3 separate regions of the Homo sapiens genome follow, and all the other regions are linked to region 3. Evidence: chromatin contacts called from ENCODE Hi-C or POLR2A ChIA-PET data. All regions are on one chromosome and are shown on one strand. The core of a region is the stretch at or near the end of the contact, and the rest is flanking DNA. Distances in the headings are between cores, read along the strand shown.

Region 1 (3,670 bases), core at 19-2,518, 760 kb after region 3:
CGGGATTGAGAGGGGGTCTCATGCAGGGGTTGCACAGATGGGGTCTCTGAGGGAGAGAATGGACAAATGGGGGACTTGCTTTGGTGAGGGTCTCGGCCCAGCCACGGCAGAGGTGGCCCAGCTCTCCGTCCAGCTGCCTGAGGGCCTGCCGCCGCTGCGCCTCTGTTTCCGCGTGGATAAGGTCCGCCAGCCCCTCCACTTCGGTCAGGTTCAGCTTCCCATTGGCGAACGCCCGTCTGGTGAACTCGCCTGCCTCCGCCGGTCGAAGCCCTGGCACGCTGCCTGCAGGAAGGTCCCAGTCTGACACCCCCTGGTCCCCACCCAGGCCCATTGGGAGGACCAAGCATCTCACCCAACGCTGCAACTCACCCAAGGCCTGCAGGACGCCGCTCACCACTGCCGGGCCTCCATGCACGTGGAACTCCACGCAGTCCTCACCGGTGAAACTCTGGGGACCTAATGTGACAGACAGGTGACAGGAGGACAGCACAGCCAGTGCAAACCCTTGGAAGGGGGAAACTGAGTCATGGGACCTACAGGAGGCTCGGAACCTGGGGACCCTCACCTGGGAACCAGAGCACCAGTGCGCGGTCCAGAGGCTCCCCGGAGCGGGGATCGCTGAGCAGGCGCAGGCTGGCGTGGCGAGCAAGGGGCAGGTCTCGGGGTGCTGTGAGAATTCGGAGGGCGTGGCCGCTGGCGGGGCCGCTGGTCCGGATCACTGCGATGCCGCAGCGGCCTTGGCCAGAGCTTAGCGCGAAGATGGTGGCGCCGGAGCCGGGGGCTGGTGCGCCGCTGCTCCGGCGCGTGCACAATCTGGAACCGGAGGGGAGGCGAATCAGCGCACCTGGGAGGCTCAGCCTCAGTGTCAAGTAGACCGAGGGCTCGATGATCGCGAGATGCTCCAGGTGGGGGGGTTCTGCGGCTGGGGGATGCACAAATTGGATGTTCTGAAGGCCGAAGGGTGACCGGATTAGGGACTGTGAGGCCAGAAGGAGACCCAGATATGGGCTCTGCCGCAAGGGTCATGAACGATTGAGGCACGGAAGAACGCGAATGATTGCTCTGCCGCAGGGAATTGGGCCCCTAAAACCCAGGGAGTGGGTCTGGGGTCCAAGCAGCACCCCAAGCTGTCGCACCCCTTCCCCTGTAGCCCCACCTGCGAGGCCCACGTGCCGCTTGGGCCGCCAGGGTCCAAAGCCCCCGCCACATGGATTTACAACCTGCGACCCGCCTGCCCGACCTGCCTGTGTGGCTTCAAGTCTGGGCAGGGGGCCCCGCCCACTCCGCGGCTTGACTAGTAAAGTGCTCAACTATTCTCGACCACCATTGGGTATCTTAGGATACGTCCTGCCCACCGTCTGAAGATACTCGCTTCCATTGGCTGGTGCAAGGGAGAGCGGGAGCGGGAGGCGGTATGGAGGTAGGTGTAGCGAAATGTTGTTCCCCGGGCAACATGAGACCAAATTTTTAGGGTCCTAGCGCAGCGAGGCTGACAATAGGAATAAGGAATGGAAGAAAGGACAGAGTTTGGCACAGGGCAGTGCAAATTACAGCGAGGGGAGGTTTTGAGTCCCGCATTTTCCATCTGCTCACTCCGCAGCCTTAGGCGTGGCAAGGACCTATGTGCGTTCAGTTTTCCCGTTCAAGAAAGGAGGGACTACACCTCTTTACGTTCAGGTTCAGACCGGAAACTCAGAGCATCTCGGTGACCGGGAGGGACGAGTACTGGAGAACCCACGCCCTGATCCAGGGAAAATCTTGCCCGAACTTCTGGAAAGAGTCCTACTTGCTTTTTCCGGAACTCTCCAGATTCTCTCCCCTCCCCAGCGTTCCCTTCTGCCGTTCCCTCGGCTTCGGATGCCCTTCCTCATTTGACAAACTCGTCTTCAAGGCCTAGCTCCAAGATCCCCTCCTCCAGGAAGTCTTCCTGGAACCCCCAGCACAGCCCTCTCTCCACTGTGGACTTCCTTGGCTCTCTGTCTCTCTGGTCCAGGTCTGCACCTGCAGAGCCAAGTGTCCGGTCAGTCTCTGGCTCCCCGAAAGCCAGAAAGGGGAGCCTCGGAGATTGCTTTCAGGTTAACCCAGGACAGCACTGAAACTCGGAATAAAGCGCTGATGGTGGAATTCCAGGCACTGGCTGGGCGGGGTCTCCGGGAGCGCCTTCGCATGGCGGATTCTCTGGTTCTGGATCAGAGCGGGCGGGCGGCGCACTTGCGTGTTAAGAAAAATCTGTCTGACAGAATAGAGTTCTAATACCCCCTTACCTCGCCCTGCTCAATATTTTTATTTACTTTATTATTTTATTTTATTTTATTTTTGAGACAGGGTCTCACTCTGTCGCCCAGGCTGGAGTGCAGTGGCGCGATCACGGCTCTTGCAACCTCCAACTTTTGGGCTCAAGGGATCCGCCCGCCTCAGCCTCCTGAGTAGCTGGAACCACAGGCGCGAGCCACCATGCCAGTCTAACTTTTCGGTGTTTCTTTTTGTTTGTTGTTTTTGTTTGTTTGTTTTGTTTTCGTTTTTTTGGTGGAGACGGGGATCTCACTACGTTGCCCAAGCTTTTTTTTTTTTTTTTTTTTTTTTTTGAGACGGGGTCTCGCTCTGTCGCCCAGGCTGGAGTTCAGTGGCGCGATCTAGACTCACTGCAACCTCCGCCTCCCAGGTTCAAGCGATTCTCCTGCCTCAGACTCCCAAGTAGCTGGGACTACAGGCGTGCGCCACCATGCCTGGCTAATTTTTTGTATTTTTAATAGAGACAGGGTTTGGCCATGTTGGTCAGGCTGGTCTCGAACTCCTTGCCTCAGGTGATCTACCCGCCTTGGCCTCCCAAAATGCTGGGATTACAGGCGTGAGCCACTGCGCCCGGCCGAGGCTTTAATATTTTAAGTTGTAAAATAGGAACAAATGATGACATATTTATATTTCATCTGCCATTCTCTAGTTGTTACATCTGTAACAAGCTAGTTATTACATCTGTAACAAGCTAGTTGTTACATCTGTAACAAGCGTACAGCAAGCGCCTACTGTGTGCTCGCATTGAGAACCAGACCTGGCCCCTCGTTCCTACCCTCGCTGGGCTTTCAGTCTAACAGACTGAGCTACTCAGAATAGTCAGGGGTTGGCCAAATGCCAGGTAAAACCCAGGTCGCCCAGCTAAATGTGAATTTCAAATAAACAATGAATAATTTTTTAGTACTAGTATGTCCCATGTAGACATAGGACATAGAAACATTTATGTATGTATGTATATATATGTATTTGAGACAGGGTCTCGTTCTGTCGCCCAGGATGCAGTGCAGTGGGTGTGATCTCAGCTCACTGCAGCCTTGACCTCCTGAGCACAAGCGATTCTCCTGCCTCAGCCTCCCAAGTAGCTGGGATTACAGGTGCGCCCCGCCCAGCTAACATTTATTCTTTTATCTGAAATTTACATTTAACTAGACGGACTGTATTTTTATTTGCTAAACTTGACAACTCTATGGGATCCTCTCCGAGGTTACATCCTGAAGGGAGTCGGTGTTAACCGGACGAAGAGTGCATGAGGAGTGTTCTAGGCAGCCAAATGGTGCGTGCAAAGTTCCTAAGCAGGGCTTGCTGTAATTATGTATCACAGCCCTACTGGGGTGGTTGAAGTTATTGTCACCAGGAATCTTCCCCAACCGGCCCGCCC
Region 2 (3,747 bases), core at 982-3,481, 590 kb after region 3:
CCTTGACGAATGCTCACTCCCTATTCCCTAGCACTCTGCAGCATTTCACAATTATTTATTTTGAGACAGAGTCTCAACTGTCGCCCAGGCTGGAGTGCAGTGGCATGATCTCAGCTCACTGCAACCTCTGCCTCCCACATTCAAGCGATTCTCGTGCTTCAGCCTCCCCTGTAGCCGGGATTACAGGCACACGCCACCACACCCAGCTAATTTTTGTATTTTTAGTAGAGATGGGGTCTTGCCATGTTGGCTAGGCTGGTCTCCAACACCTGACCTCAGGTGATCCACCATCCTTGGCCTCCCAAAGTGCTGAGATTACAGGTATGAGCCACCACGCCCGGCCAAAAACCTGCTTTTTTTTTTTTTTATCTTTAAGACAGTCTCACTCTGTCGCCCAGGGTGGAGTGTAATGGCATGATCTCGGTTCACTGATCATGCCTCACTCCTGCCTCAGCCTCCCGAGTAGCTGGGATTACAGGTGCGCACCACCACACCTGGCTAATTTTTGCATTTTTAGTAGAGACAGGTTTCACCATGTTGGTCAGGTTGGTCTCAAACTCCTGACCTCGTGATCCGCCCGCCTCAGCCTCCCAAAGTGCTGGGATTACAAGCGTGAGCCACCGCACCCAGCCAATTTTTGTATTTTTTTTTAGTAGAGACAGAGTTTTGCCATGTTGGCCAGGCTGGTCTCGAAATCCTGACCTCAGGTGATCTACTCACGTCGGCCTCCCAAAGTGCTGGGATTACACGCGTGAGCCACCGCACCCGGCCAAAACTTTTTAATGATGCTCTTGGAAAACACACACAGGAAGGCGGAAGTTAAATGTGTACCCAACTACGAAGTCAGATGAGGCAGGATCACACCCTGGCTGCCCCTCTGGTCACTAGATGCCTTGGGCAGGTAAGCTCACCTCTTCTGGCCTCAGTTTCTCCATCTGTGAAATGAGTGTAACATCTCATAGGCTGTGGTACGGACTCATGAATTGATGCATATAAAGCGTTCAGTAAGCCTTTTCTCTTAATAAAAAACCCACAAAACCATCATCAGCTCAAGATTCTATGCAAAGAGAAGACGGCACACCCAGCATGGGGTGTCCCTTGACGCTGCCAGACTCAAGTGACTTGAGGTTCCTGGCCTTTGAGCCCGCCCCTCCCACTCTTCCCTCGGCCAGGCCAAGGCTCCTCCAAGCCTCAGTTACCCTGTCTTTAAAAGAGCGCGCTCCTCTGATTCTATAGAATCCTGAGGCTCAAAGCCAAAGATGAACAGCCTGGAAGCAGAGCCATCAGAGCGGCAAAGCTGCCCAGGGATCCCCGAGAACTCGCTGGGGTTAGAGATCAGGACCCTGAGATTCAGGCTCTACACCTGATTCCTCGTGCCCCCGTCCGCTACGGGGCTGAGTTATGGGCATCGTTTGACATGGGCCACTCGGATTCCCTTCCAGGCCCTTGCCCGTGCCGTTCCCTCTGCCTGGCCACCGGATGAAGCAGGAAGACGGACTGCAAGTAGACCATTTCTAGCCCTGCCTAGATAAAGGCAGAGGGCGCAGTGAGGTCCTGCGGGACCCACTGTAGGCGGGGTTCAGGAGGCGGGCGAGCCCTGTCGGCTAGACCCCCAGCGGCCCCCGTAGTCGAGGTGCAGGCAGTGGGCGTGACCATCTCGGCATGACCCCCAGTGGCCCCCGTAGCCGAGGGCAACCGGTGGGCGCGGCCCTCTTGGCATGACCCCCAGCGACCCACGTAGCCGAGGTGCAGGCAGTGGGCACGGCCCTCTTGGCATGATACCCAGTGGCCCCCGTAGCCGAGGTGCAGACAGTGGGCGCGGCCCTTTCGGCATGGCCCCCGGCGGCCTCCGTAGCCGGGGTGTAGGCGGTGGCTGTGGCCCTCTCGGCGTGATCCCCGGCGGCCCCCGTAGCTCTCACCCGGTAGAGGCCGTACGTGCTCTCGGCGTGATCGAAGGGCACGAGGCGCTCGTCGCAGAAGCCCAGCGTCCAGCGCGCTAAGCTAGCTGGCCCGGCAGGGGCGACGGCGGCGGGTAGCTCGCGGGCTAGCATCGAGACGAGGCTCCCGCCCGACAGGCCGAGCGCGAAACGGGCGCGGGCCCCTGCCAGGCAGCATGCTGCGCGCTGGGCCACCAGCTGCGCTAGCGCCGCACCCAGCTCCTGGGAACTCGAGAACACCGAGATGAGGCCCGGGGCCGGCGCGGCCATGGCGAGGGCGGCGGCGGGGAGGAGGAAGCGCTCCCTACGGCCGTCGCTAGTACGCCTGCGCAAGGGCCGGCCCTGCCGCTTGGTTTCGAGTACTTTGGGTGATTGTCTTTGGCACATGCGCAGTGAGGCAAGTGAAGCACCGCGAAGGTCGGGCAGTCGGTCCGGCCCTACCCATTGAATCTTTGCCTGCTGTGCCTGAGTCGAAGTGAGTTCGGGAAGCCAGTGCCCGAATGCTCAACCTTGCTGTATCAGGGAGGGCCGGAGAGGGGAGCTCAAGAAGAGGACGTCCTATCGAGGTGGCAGGGATTTTCTGAAGGAGGGCGTATTTTGGTGAGTTTTAAAATTCCTGCACCGCCGGGCGCGGTGGCTGACGCCTGTAATCCCAACACTTTGGGAGGCCGAGGCGGGCGGATCACGAGGTCAGGAGATCGAGACCATCCTGGCTAACACGGTGAAACCCCGTCTCTACTGAAAACACAAAAAATTAACCGGGCGTAGTGGCGGGCGCCTGTAGTCCCAGCTACTCGGGAGGCTGAGGCAGGAGAATCGCTTGAACCGGGGTGGCGGAGGTTGCAGTGAGCCGAGATCGTGCCACTGCACCCCAGCTTGGGCGACAGAGCGAGGCTCCATCTCAAAAAAAAGTAGGGGATGAAAATATGCTTGTTGAATTTTTTTTTTTTTTTTTTTTACATTTTCCGGACGGACGGGCTCTTGCTATATGGTCTAGGCTGATCTTGAACCCCTGGGCTCAAGCGATCTTCCTGCCTCGGCCTCCCAAAGTGGTAGCATTCAGGCGAAAGCCACTGCGCCTGGCCATGCTTGTTGAATTTTTTAAGCTAACCCTCCTAGTGTGGTGGTGTGTCCCTCTGAGTGCCCAGAAAGGCCTCCAATCGAGTTCTTGCCTGGACAGAGGGCTGGAAGGGGAAGAAGGCCTGGTGGGCCTGGGGAGGCTGGGCCACTTCTGAGAGTGGGATATTTCAGTGATGTGTGTAAGCGCAGTTCAACTCACACAGGTAGTGGATTTTAAAATCAGTAGCAAATTAAGAAAACAATTCCATTTACCATAGCATCATAAAGTATAAAGTAGGCATAAATTTAATAAAAGAAGTACAAGACTGTACTTCTTGAGAGCTGTAGCTGGGCTTGGTGGCTCACAGCTGTAATCCCAGCACGTTGGGAAGCCAAGGCTGGACCCGGTGGCAGCTGCCTGTGGTCCCAGCTACTTGGGAGGCTGTGGTGGGAGGATCACTTGAGCCCAGGAGACTAAGGCTGCAGTGAGCTGTGTTCCTGCCATTCCACTCCAGCCTGGGCAATAGAGTGAGACCCTGTCTCGAAACAAGCAAAAGAACTAAAACTTTGGTGAAAAAAAAAATTAAAGATGATCTAAATAAATGGTAAGACATTCCACGTTCATGGATTGGAAAGTATAATATTGTTAAGATGGCAGTACTCCACAAATTGGTCTACGGATGCAATGTAATCCCTTTCAAATTTACAATGTTTTTGTTGAAATTGACAAATTGATCCTAAAATTAATAAT
Region 3 (3,695 bases), core at 347-2,846:
ACCAACACCACGCTGCTCGCCAATCCCGCCCCGCCCCCTCCTTTCCGCCCAAGTCCCCCACTCTTGCCTCTGGCCTCAGCGCCTCCAGTTCTGCCCCACCCCCGCGCGGCCAGAGACCGGGTGTCTCTGATCTGCAGCTCAGCCCGTGCCTTCCCTGACCACTCCCGACCTGGCTTCCCATCACCTGCTGAGTTCGCAGTCCCGCAGCTACCGGTGCGGCTCCAGGTTGGAGACCCGCCGGCCCCATTCCTCTCACCCCCTCAACCCGCCCGGAGCTAACCTCAGTCCCCGACCCCCACCCCACCTGCTCAGTCCTCCCTAGGTTCCAGCTTCTGTCAACCTCTTTCATTTCCCTAAATACCGCCCCCCGCTGCAATGCCTCGCCACCCTTGGCTGCCTCCTCTACCCCAGGGCTCCCAGCAATGACTGGGTCAGGCGCCTCCTTCACTTGCTGTGAGTCCCTTATCACAACTGATCACTCCGTGGGGTCACCGCTGCTCTGGCGTCTACCTCCCCCAACAGGTTGGGGTTTCTAGGAGGGCAGCTCCAGAGGTTGCAGAACACTCCGCTGCCTCTCCAGAGCCAGGCACACAGCAGGCGCTCCATAAATGTTCGTTGGGTAAGTGCTGAATCCCAGGTTCCCTACCTGAAAACTTGGTGGCTTCTTAAGGGTGTGGTCTAAGTCCCAGAGGAAAATGGCCAAATCTTAATTCCTGTTTTTCTTTTCTTATAATGGGGACACTGAGGCCCAGAGAAGTCAAAGGGTGGCTGCCCGGGGTCATGTAGTCCCTGTGTGGCTTCAAACTTAGGCTTCTGCTGTCCCCGACGCCTGTGTCCCTACCTCCTGATGACACAGCCTCCTAAACATAAACTCAGTAAAAGGAGGACCCTATGGCTCATTGGAAAACTGAGGCCCAGAGAAGCAAGGGTGCCCTCCCCCCAGGTCACACTGCTGGTTGGCAGCGCCTTGTGCCGTAAGAGAGCTGGTTGAGGGCGCAGATCGAATCCCAGCTAGGCGACCTCTGGAGAGTGGCTTTCCGGGACTAGAGCCTCAGTTTCCTTATTCTGACAAATGGGCGCCTGACAGCCCCAACCTCCCCAGGTCGTCGTAGGGCTGAGCTGAGGGTGTACAGTGGTGCAGCGACGACCCAAGGAGGTATTAATACATATGAACTCATATTAATACATCGCTAGTAATAGGACTAAAACAACCATGAACATATGGTGAGCTCTCTGGCTGCTGTTGCTAGCATTATTATTAGAACAGCTGGTGGGGAGGGGCAGAGCCCTCAGCCTCTTCCTCCCACGCCATCGCTTGGAGCCTCAGTTTCCCTAGATGTCCAAGGGGGCACCTTCCCCCTTCCCACCATGAGAAAAAGCACTTTGAGAAGCGGGTGGTCAAAAAGAAGCGATCTGAGCGTTCCCCACCCTCTGCCTCAGTTTCCCTACAGCCCGTGAAGGCCCCGCCCCTCCCGGCACCTTTCAGGCCGCGTCCACTTGGCCGCGCCCTCTGCCTTCCGCCCGCCCGCGCAGGGGCCTCACCTGGAGCCCGCGGCGCCGCAGGAGGCTCGACTCGTCCATGGCCCGGGAGTCCGCGCCGCCAGGCCCGCCCCCGGCCCCGCCCCGGCCTGCCAGGCCCCGCCGCCAGGTGCCATTGGCCAGGCCGGTCAGCTGACACGGCCTGGCCCCGCCCCTCCCGGGGAGCCCGACCACAGGGCCCCGCCCCCACTGGGCGAGCTGGCCCCGCCCCTCCAGCAGAGCGCAGAAGTAAATATTTTGCATGAATCCTCTCAGAAGTAAGGCAGCATCGTTCAGCCCCATTTTGCAGATGAAGAAACTGAGGCTAAGATAGGTTAATCAATATGCCCAGCGCATTGGCCGGGCGCAGTGGCTCACGCCTGTATCCCAGCACTTTGGGAGGCCGAGGTGGGCAGATCACTTGAGGTCAGGAGTTCGAGATCACCCTGGCCAACATGGTGAAACCCTGTCTCTACTAAACAAAAAAAACCAAAACAAAACAAAAAAAAAATTACTTGGGGGTGGTGACGCGCGCCTGTAATCCCAGCTACTCAGAAGACTGAGGCAGGAGAATCGCTTGAATCCAAGAGGCGGAGGTTACAGTGAGCCGGGATAGCGCCGCTGCACTCCAGACTGGGCGACAGAGCGAGACTCTGTCTCAAAAACAAAAACAAAACAACAACAAAAAATGTGCCCAGTACACACAGCAGAACGGGTTCTAGGGTGAGGCGAGTGAGGATCTCACCCCTGTGCAAAATTTAAGGTGGCCCCACAAAACTCAGCCATCAAGAGAAATAATATTTTAAAAACATAAAATTAATGAAAACATTTATGATGAACAAAACATCAAAACTTTTATTTTTTATTTTATTTTTAGAGACGGGGATCTCACTATGTTGCCCAGGCTGGTCTTGAACTCCTGGCCTCAAAAGATCCTTCTGCCTAGGCCTCCCAAAGTGTTGGGATTACAGGTGTCAGCCACCGCATATGGCCAAAACACCAAAACTTTTTTTTTTTTTTTTTAATTTATGAGACGAGTCTCTCTGTTGCCCAGACTAGAATGCAGTGGCATGATCTCGGCAACCCCTGCCTCCTGGGTTCAAGCTATTCTCATGCCTCAGCCTCCCTAGTAGCTGGGACTACAGGTGCCCACCACCACACCAGGCTGATTTTTTGTATTTTTGGTAGAGATGAGGTCTCACCATGTTGGCCAGGCTTGTCTCGAACTCCTGGCCTCAGGTGATTCACCCACCTTAGCCTCCCAAAGTTCTGGGATTGCAGGCCAAAGAGTTTTGGTGTTTTGCCTGGCCAAAACACTAAAACTCTTAAGACATGATCAGACCCTTGTCCTTGCACCACTCAGCCTTGTTTGCCTCCCTTTAATCCTGGCCCTGGTGCCAATAAAACTTTACTTACAAAAGCAGGTAGCCGCTGCAGTTGTCAGTTTCTTTTTTGAGGATGATTGCCTTTTTGCCCTAAGTGTCTCATAAACACCATCTCTCACAGATATTTGAAGATAATTGTTCTACTCCATTTTGCAGGAGGGGAAACTGAGGCTGAGAAAAGCCCAAAGTCCCAAAATAGCACCCACATTTAAAAAAAAATTTTTTTTTTGAGACAGGGTCTCTCTCTGTCACCCAGGCTGGAGTGCAGTGGTGCAATCTTGTCTCATTGCAGCCTCTACCTCCCGGGCTCAAGCGATCTTCCTGCCTCAGCCCCCATACCCCAGCTCCCAGAGTAGGTGGGACCACAGGCACATGCCACCATGCCTGGCTAATTTTTTTGGGTTTTTTTTGTAGAGATGGAGTACCGCCATGTTTCCCGCGCTGGTCTCGAACTCCTGGCCTCAAGTGATGCTCCTGCATCAGCCTCCCAAAGCGCTGGGACTACAGGCATGAGCCACTGTGCCTGGCTTAGCACCTGCATTTTTTCTTTCCCTGGGACTCGCACTTTCTCTGCAGCCGCAGTTGTCTTCGGCTGCCCCACTGTACAGTGTGGACACTGGAGTATGCTTTCAGGCTCGAGGGGACCCTAGGAAGGGTCACTGGGCCTGACTGTCCATGAGGTACTGTAGAATTGCATCAAGTTATGGTGGCCAGATTGAGCAAATAAAAATACAGGATGCCAGGGAAAACTTGTTTTTCTCATACAATTTTAAAAATTGACATATAATTCAC

Evidence for each region. A loop is a pair of places that touch in the nucleus more often than their neighbours do. ChIA-PET counts read pairs that join two places held with the same protein, here RNA polymerase II (POLR2A). Pooled maps may share reads with other maps.
Region 1: a map with no recorded cell type shows a loop between it and region 3 (6-fold over the local background). The contact joins the promoter of GTPBP3 here to the promoter of MAST3 in region 3. A Hi-C loop is called at or near these places in 3 of 37 single-sample maps with no recorded cell type and 4 of 50 pooled maps. POLR2A ChIA-PET finds 5 or more read pairs at or near these places in 1 of 52 experiments (naive thymus-derived CD8-positive, alpha-beta T cell).
Region 2: a pooled map shows a loop between it and region 3 (6-fold over the local background). The contact joins the promoter of PGLS here to the promoter of MAST3 in region 3. A Hi-C loop is called at or near these places in 9 of 37 single-sample maps with no recorded cell type and 4 of 50 pooled maps. POLR2A ChIA-PET finds 5 or more read pairs at or near these places in 2 of 52 experiments (activated CD4-positive, alpha-beta T cell and activated CD8-positive, alpha-beta memory T cell).

What each region holds. Positions count from the first base shown.
Region 1 is chr19:17,335,151-17,338,820 of GRCh38, reverse strand. GTPBP3 (GTP binding protein 3, mitochondrial) reads right to left here and starts at 1,268. Exons shown (of 9, transcript NM_032620.4): 1 at 1,157-1,268; 2 at 566-813; 3 at 370-456; 4 at 80-282. The coding sequence starts at 1,209. RefSeq lists enhancers at 284-955, 956-1,627, 1,628-2,299.
Region 2 is chr19:17,510,133-17,513,879 of GRCh38, reverse strand. It overlaps PGLS (6-phosphogluconolactonase), which reads right to left and starts at 2,231. Exons shown (of 5, transcript NM_012088.3): 1 at 1,920-2,231. The coding sequence starts at 2,207. PGLS-DT (PGLS divergent transcript) reads left to right here and starts at 1,991. Exons shown (of 3, transcript NR_147835.1): 1 at 1,991-2,537. RefSeq lists enhancers at 758-1,413, 1,244-1,503, 1,466-1,760, 2,254-2,503, 2,071-2,727 and 1 more and silencers at 1,466-1,760, 2,004-2,053, 2,064-2,193.
Region 3 is chr19:18,095,679-18,099,373 of GRCh38, reverse strand. MAST3 (microtubule associated serine/threonine kinase 3) reads right to left here and starts at 1,596. Exons shown (of 28, transcript NM_001393504.1): 1 at 1,543-1,596. The coding sequence starts at 1,581. It also overlaps a transcript of IL12RB1 not described here. RefSeq lists a silencer at 1,352-1,861.